2 separate regions of the Mus musculus genome follow, and region 2 is linked to region 1. The links are chromatin loops, found by intact Hi-C in ENCODE. Cell type or tissue: heart. All regions are shown on one strand.

What was found. A loop is a pair of places that touch in the nucleus more often than their neighbours do. Peaks named below come from ENCODE experiments on the same cell type or tissue, not always from the same donor. Only the 100,000 strongest peaks of a DNase experiment are listed, where the experiment ranks them.
Region 2: a loop joins it to region 1, with 3 times the contacts of the local background. A loop is called at or near these places in 3 of 42 quality-filtered maps.

The regions. Positions count from the first base shown.
Region 1 is chr8:36,247,463-36,251,462 of GRCm38, forward strand. It overlaps Lonrf1 (LON peptidase N-terminal domain and ring finger 1), which reads right to left and starts at 1,897. Exons shown (of 12, transcript NM_001081150.2): 1 at 1,105-1,897. The coding sequence starts at 1,792. It overlaps Gm35712 (a long non-coding RNA gene), which reads left to right and starts at 444. Exons shown (of 4, transcript XR_870368.3): 1 at 444-597. In heart, no CTCF peak of the experiment used is centred here; DNase peaks (open chromatin) are centred at 849 and 2,069; H3K4me3 peaks cover 2,666 bases; H3K27ac peaks cover 2,928 bases.
Region 2 is chr8:35,496,575-35,500,574 of GRCm38, forward strand. It overlaps Gm51568 (a long non-coding RNA gene), which reads left to right. Exons shown (of 2, transcript XR_003947532.1): 1 at 1-579; 2 at 758-2,830. Among named protein-coding and RNA genes, the nearest start is that of Eri1, 3.0 kb to the left of the region's middle. In heart, CTCF peaks have their summits at 1,915 and 2,497 (motif pointing right); a DNase peak (open chromatin) is centred at 1,907; H3K27ac peaks cover 79 bases.

The sequences.
Region 1 (4,000 bases):
AAAAATTCCCAATGTCAATGATTTCATATAAGTAATTTCTCGTGGTAGGCAGCAGACATAAAGCATGGCCAACATCAGGTGACCAACTATGTATGATAAAGTTGACATTTGGGCCTGATCAGTCTTTCACATAGGCGGCTGTGAGCCTAGGAATGTTTAGTGACATCCTTGGAAGGGCCACCAGATGTCTGTACTGACAGGACTCCTAAAAGAGGTGGCCATTCGAAGATGTCTCTACGTGCTTTTCTAGATAAGGTCCCCTCCCCAGTCAGTAGAGAACAACCACATTCCAGGATCTAAAGAGGAACTCTCGGGTTTACTAAGTTTACATGGCCCTCTTCCCCCTACCCCCCAGCTTAAAAACCAACTTAAGCTCTAAGCAGGAGACGGGACCAAGCTGCTGTTTCTTGGATATGAAAATATAAACAAAAGACCTACAAAGCTTCCCCTCACAGGTCTACTGTGAGCAAGGCAAACTCCTCACACAGGCTACTTCTCTACCAACACCAGGGGTACAAGGGAGCAGCACAGAGGGCGGAGGAAGCAGGATATGAGACAGGCAGGTGGAGGAGGTTCCAGGAGCAAGAGATCCTGCAGGTAAGAAGAGGTGACCACCTCGGGGGCAGCCGGCCACCAACTCGGAGTTGGGCCGTCGCTGGGCCTCCCGATGCCGGTGCCCGCGCCGGGCTCCCGCCACGCCCACTGAACGTCACCCGTTACACAACGCCCCCCCACCCAGCTTATGCAATTCTGCCCTCCCGCGGCTTCTAATTGCCCCGGTGACTTTAGTGCACGACCAAGGTAGACACGGTATCCCCCGAGCTCCCGCCAAGCCCGGGGATGCTCGCCCCCACCCCGGCTGGGGCTCCCGGCCAGAGTACTGAGGGAAGCCTGCGGCCCCCACCCACCCCGCGCCCAAGCTCCGCGGCCCCAGGTCCCCGCTGGGCGCGCGCACGAGGGAACCTCGCATCCGCGCCCCTCCCCGCGCCGCGTCACTTGCAGCTCCCAGGCGATCCCCACCGTGACCGAAGCACCCCGGGGCGCCGCCCCCTCCCACACTCGTGATCCCCGCTCGCCCGGCCCCACACCGCAGCCCCGCATCACCTGCTCGCAGGGCGTCGCAGGCGGCGGCCAGGGCCTCCCGGTAGCGCCCTTCGTGCAGCAGTTCCCCGAGGCGGCCGGCCGCCCGCGCGCGCTCGCGCTGGCCCGGGAACCACTTCTCCGCCAGGTGGTTGAGCACGACGCTGGTTCGGAAGTCGGCGATGGCGGCGGCCAGGGGCGGCGGCCGCGGGGTCCCCTCCGAGGCGGCGGCGGCGGGTGGCAGGCGGTCCCGGCACAGGCGGCAGCGGGCGCGCAGCTCCCTCCGTAGGCAACGGCGGCAGTAGCTGTGGCCGCACGGCACGGTCACCGGCTCGCTTAGGAAGCCCCGGCAGCTCAGGCAGCTGAGCAGCCCGGCCGCGCCCGCCGCGGGTGCCGCGCTCCAGCGCAGCCCGTGGCGGAGCCGGTAGCTGAACACCAGGCAGTCCACTAGCGACCCGAGGCGCTCGGGCCTGGCCGGGGCCCCGCGGCGCAGCGCAGCCGCGAACGCCTCCAGCGCTCCCTTCAGGTGGCCGCCCAGCGCCAGCAGCTCTCCGCGGCGGAGCAGAAGCTCCCAGCGCCCCGACTCCGCGCCCGCGCGCTCCAACCGCTCGCCGCCGCCGCCCACTTCCCACGGCCCGTTCCGGCTCCGCGGTCCGCCGGACGCCTCCCGATTCCCGCCCGGGGACGCCCTCGCCACGGCCGGAGAAGACATGGCCCGCACAGGGCTGCTCTGCCGCCGCCGCCCGCCGCCACGGTCCGGGAACCTCCGGGGCGCGCGGCTCCGCACGCGGCCGGCGAGCAGGGGGGCGTGGCGCGCGGACATGGCGGGGCGGCGCGCGCCCGGGGAGCCCCTGGGGGCGGGGCCTACAGAGGAGGGGCGAGGCTTAGCGAGGCGGAGCGGGGCGGGCCTTGGCTTCTGCGCCCGGCCTCCCGACATGCGGCCGGCCTCCTAGTTCACCAGAGCTGGCCGGCTGGTCCCGCCCTTTCTGAGCCCCTCCTGGAGAGGGACGTGAGATCAGATGATCCCCAGCGGGGATCTAATTGGCTTCTCTGACGAGGAGGGCTTGGCTCGTGACTGAACAAAGCCCGAAGTCTCCTGGGCGGCCTTCGAGCTGACACCTCTTGTAACCGAGGTCCATCCCCAGGCCTATAACTTGGGCGCTGTGCAGTTCGTATGTGCACCAGCAGTGCTGTGACCCCAAACCTGCAGCACCTGAGTAGGTACTCCGACTCCTCCTGGCCATAGAAAGGAAACTTTGGGTGGGTCTAGATGCCCTGGGTTACGGCCGGCCAGAACAGGCAAAGGGATTGTGAATGCACGGTGTGATTACTTTGAGACTTAAAACTGAAATCTGCCAACTTTATACACACACACATTCCACGTCCAGAGACCACTTCCTTTGGTTAGTGCTGACTTGTGATAAAGTTTATTAAGAGTTCAAACGAAGAAATGAACTGTCCAAAAGAAGCCCGATACTTTGTGAGTGACCTTTAAATTTTAATTTAAAAAGTGCAATACACCAACCCCCCCCATTAAACTATTAAATAAACAAAGCACACCTTAGAGAGTGAAAGTCTCCAGGTTCCTCAGATGGGCTCCACAACCTTCATACACACGAACCCACAGTTGCTTAAAGGTTTTTAAATGAGAATATAGAAGAAAAACATTTTCCCTGTGGCAGAAACCAGATCACTACAATGCAAGCATTCCGCAGCTTTGTCGACTGAAGACAGTTTGGCTCGTATGTAATGGATTCTAGTTCCTTTAAATGTGACAGCATCCAGTTTAATATTCTCAATGGAAATATTTATAGGTTTGATTACAGAGTACTGGGTGGAAAATGTAGGAAGAGATTTAAGGCTTTTGGTTCTTTTTCAAATACTTGGTAACAGGAAAGGAAATATATTTGTCTGAAATCATACAGTCAGTATTACAAAGAGATTTTAAGATCTTCTCACGGTGATAATATCGTATATAATGTTTAATCAACAGTTATCTTTCTTCAATTTTTTTTACACGAGGTCTGCAAACACACGAGATCCTGCTTACACAGAACAGGTGACAAAGGTTTGAAAGCGTCTTTCTGCTACACAATAAGCAAACCTCAGAAAAGAAAGAGGGCACAGGAACAAAGGGCTAGAGAAAGAAGAGTTGACTTAAAAACAAAAGCAAAATCCCGGGCTCCTGTTCCAGACAGTCCGGAAGCAAGGTGCAGCCAGGCAGGGAGCACCTCCTTCTCATCTGGGGAGCACGGAGAATTGGTTATGAGGAGAACCTTAAATCTAAGTTACATGGGCAATGGTGTTTACCTTGTATGTGTAGCTTTGGAATCAAGCCTGGGTCCTCCTGTCTTCTAGGCAAGCCCCCAAGCATGGAACCATAGCCAAGGCAGAACAATGATGTGAGTTAGATGCGGAGACACTCACTGGAGACTTAAAAAAATCTAACCAGTATAATGCATTCACGCGTGCACACACATATGGGTGTGTGCGAGTGCACATGCACACACACACACACACACACACACACACATACACGATTCACTTGCATGCTTCATTCTTGCCATGTGTGCGACCACAAACACATGCACACACACACATGCACATGCACACGCACACACGCACATGCACACACAGGCACACTCACATACACACACACACACACACACACACACACTATTCACTTGCACACTTCATTCTTGCCCAGGCAGTTTCCAGACTGTGCCCTAGCAAACATTTCATGAACTGCATTCATGATTAGACAAAGTATAATAATAAATTGGTAAACAAATAGGTCTTCTCAGTTACAGTTTCAAATCAGGTTTGTTATGAGATTTCTCTCTAAAGAAAAACGCGTGTCTCAGAAAATGAGATGAGGAATCGCCTTGTCCTTTGCAGTCTTTTTCCCTACTGACTATGA
Region 2 (4,000 bases), 750 kb before region 1:
GAAGTCTGTCACTGTGGGCATGAGCTTTAAGACCCTCATTCATGCTGGCTGCCTGAAAGTCAGTCTTCTCCTGTTTGCATTTGGAGCAAGATGTTGAACTCTCAGCTTCTCCTGTACCATGCCTGCCTGGATGGTGCCATGCTCCCACTTTGATGATAATGGACTGAACCTCTGAACCTATAAGCCAGCCCCAATTAAACGCTATCCTTCTAAGAGTTGCCTTGGTCATGGTTAAACACTTGTCATAAGACAAGACTCTTACTTGGTATTTCTCACACACTGGCGATTGAACCGGGGTCTCTAAAAAGGCAGCCAGTGCATCTAACCATAAAAAGAAGAAAAATCACTTTTCCAGTCTCAAATTCTGCTTGCTTATTTTTAAAAATATTTTATGCTATTCCATGTATATGAGTATTTTGTCTACATGTGCATCTATGTACACTTCATGTATGTGAAGCGCCAACAGAAGCCAAAAGGTGTGAGACTCCCTGGGATTGGATTCGGATGTCAGCTGCCATGTGGGTGCAGGGAACTGAAACCCAGCCCTCTGTAAGAGTTCTGTGAAAAACGTCAATGACAGTAAGTCTTTCTCCTTTCCTATCTACATTTTGACTTCTGAGAAGAACATTAGAAATAGATTATATTTACCAAATAATTGATATTTGGACTTTTATTAAACTTTCTAACATTATCAAATATGGAATTAGATATCCAATATATCATATAAGAAAAATAAACCTTTCCCTTTTACAATTAGTTTTGCAGGATACATTGAATTTGAGGTTCCCCTAGCACACCTTTAGTGAATGCCTTTAAGAAACAAACACATGAGAGTCACGGAGTTGAGAAGACCCACTCAAAATTTGGGTCATGCCCTCTAATGGCAGCCTACATGAAAGGACCTGGAAAATGGAAGATTGTGCCCTTTGCTTGCTTGCCTGTCTATCTGTCCTGTCTATCTGTCCTGCTGCTGAGGCACTGTTTTCCTAGATGGGACTCCAACAAGACTGAAGACCAGCTGACATCCTAGTAGACTGAACTGCTACAGGAATCCTGACCTTTCATCAGCCATTGTTGGACATTTCAGACCATATCTGTAAACCACTCTAATCAATTCGTGTGTGTTGGTGTAACTTAACATAGTCAGTTTAAAGATTGTAGGCAGCAGCATCCCATGAGTTGGAGTCCTGGGCTTCGTAAAGTGGAGAAAGCAAGTGGAACACCAGAATTCATCTCTTTGCTTCCTTACGCCCAGTTCTCCCACTGCCATAGCTAGAACCATCTAGTACCACATCACTGACTACAGTATGTTATACCTCAAAACTCTTCCAAAATAAGCTGTTTATAAGAAACATCAAGTTATTTGGAAAATTGTAGGGTTTCTCCTGTTGCAAATTGTACACATGCGCATTAAAGTGAGCAAAGGGGTTACATCTTTAAATATCAACACAGAGAGGGCAGAGACAGGCAGATCCCTGTGAGTTCAGGGCCTACTCTGCTCTACATAGTGAGTTCCAGGCCAGCCAGGGTTTCATACTGACACCTTTCCTGAGAGAGAGAGAGAGAGAGAGAAAGAGAGAGAGAGAGAGAGAGAGAGAGAGAGAGAGAGAGAGAGAGAGAGAGAGAGCTGTTTGTGTCATTCGTTAGTGGTGTGTGTGTGTGTGTGTATCCTCTTGTATCCCTGCCTTGCTCCTTACCCACCTGTGGCAGGAGGGAGAGAGCCATCCCTGCCTCCTACTGGCTGCAGCACCCGAGAGCAGAACCCACGCTCCTGGGCAGCACAGTAGAGCTGCCCTGATGGTGCAGGCACAGGTGATCTGGCCCCAAGGACAGGCAGTCTGGAGAGCTGACCCTGCCCCTTGTTGGCTCCAGTGCTGGGTGAGTTAGCTGGGGCGGTGCTGGAGAGCTCACCCTGGTGGTGGGATGTGGAATATCTGCTAGGCTGACCAACTCAGCCACCTCCCAGGCCCAGATCCGGGGCTTTGAGTTGGCCAACCCTAAGATCTACCCCATCTGTGACCTGCTGGAAAGGGCCAGCCCTGCAGAACCAAAGCTGCAGGCTCTCCATGACGCAGGGCAACAACAGGATATCTGAGAGGAGGCCTGGTGAGGATCCAGTATTGATAGTGTAGCAGAAGCCAGAGGCCTCTAATCAGGCCAATGCCTCACTGCAATGAACATTGGCAAGTAAAGGCCTGTGGATACACATTCGGGGACACACTGACATATTACAGCTTCCACGACAAGATTTTTTTAAAATAATTTTTTATTCTATCTTTTCTTTTGTGGGGGAGGTTGTAAGGGCAAAGGGTAGATATGAATAAATGGGCAGATGAATAGGATTGGGGTGCATACTAAGAAATTCACAAAGAATGAATAATTTTTTTAAAAAAAGGAAAAGAAAGAAAGCAAGAAAAACCTGTATTGTATCGAAGTTGAACACAACTGGAGCTCAAGTAAAACTGATCAGAAAGTTCTTTAAGTGCCAGCAGAGGGCAGTCCACCCCAAACTTCTACTTTTGAAGTTTAGTAATCGGTTTTCCTAATTCAAAGTACTAACAGGCTTTCAGTCTGTTGAAAATTGATAAGCACACAGTCAGAGAAGATTTGCTTAGCATTCGAGGAGCTCTAGGTTCAATCTTCCATAACCCCCGCCAAAAGAACTATTAGTCAGGTTTGGCCAGTAGAAAATTTATATGGAAGTGTTCAAATGTTTTCAAAGGTTTATTACTTATTTTATATTCTTACATTAGATAGCAAATTAATTAATTTTACTATGTGTTGTGATGGATGCTGTTGTTTATGATTGGAATAAAATCTTTTCCTTATATTTTGGCACTCTTATTTTGCTGGGCAAGAGGCACACATAAAAATAGGATCGAATGTGGTTTTTTTTCCATTTTTTATTAGGTATTTAGCTCATTTACATTTCCAATGCTATACCAAAAGTCCCCCATATCCACCCACCCCCACTCCCCTGCCCACCCACTCCCCCTTTTTGGCCCTGGTGTTCCCCTGTACTGGGGCATATAAAGTTTGCCAGTCCAATGGGCCTCTCTTTCCAGTGATGGCCGACTAGGCCATCTTTTGATATATATGCAGCTAGAGTCAAGAGCTCCGGGGTACTGGTTAGTTCATAATGTTGTTCCACCTATAGGGTTGCAGATCCCTTTAGCTCCTTGGCTACTTTCTCTAGCTCCTCCATTGGGAGCTCTATGATCCATCCATTAGCTGACTGTGAGCATCCACTTCTGTGTTTGCTAGGCCCCGGCATAGTCTCACAAGAGACAGCTACATCTGGGTCCTTTCAATAAAATCTTGCTAGTGTATGCAATGGTGTCAGCGTTTGGATGCTGATTATGGGGTGGATCCCTGGATATGGCAGTCTCTACATGGTCCATCCTTTCATCTCAGCTCCAAACTTTGTCTCTGTAACTCCTTCCATGGGTGTTTTGTTCCCAAATCTAAGGAGGGGCATAGTGTCCACACTACAGTCTTCATTCTTCTTGAGTTTCATGTGTTTAGCAAATTGTATCTTATATCTTGGGTATCCTAGGTTTGGGGCTAATATCCACTTATCAATGAGTACATATTGTGTGAGTTTCTTTGTGAATGTGTTACCTCACTCAGGATGATGCCCTCCAGGTCCATCCATTTGGCTAGGAATTTCATAAATTCATTCTTTTTAATAGCTGAGTAGTACTCCATTGTGTAGATGTACCACATTTTCTGTATCCATTCCTCTGTTGAGGGGCATCTGGGTTCTTTCCAGCTTCTGGCTATTATAAATAAGGCTGCTATGAACATAGTGGAGCATGTGTCCTTCTTACCAGTTGGGGCATCTTCTGGATATATGCCCAGGAGAGGTATTGCTGGATCCTCCGGTAGTACTATGTCCAATTTTCTGAGGAACCGCCAGACTGATTTCCAGAGTGGTTGTACAAGCCTGCAATCCCACCAACAATGGAGGAGTGTTCCTCTTTCTCCACATCCACGCCAG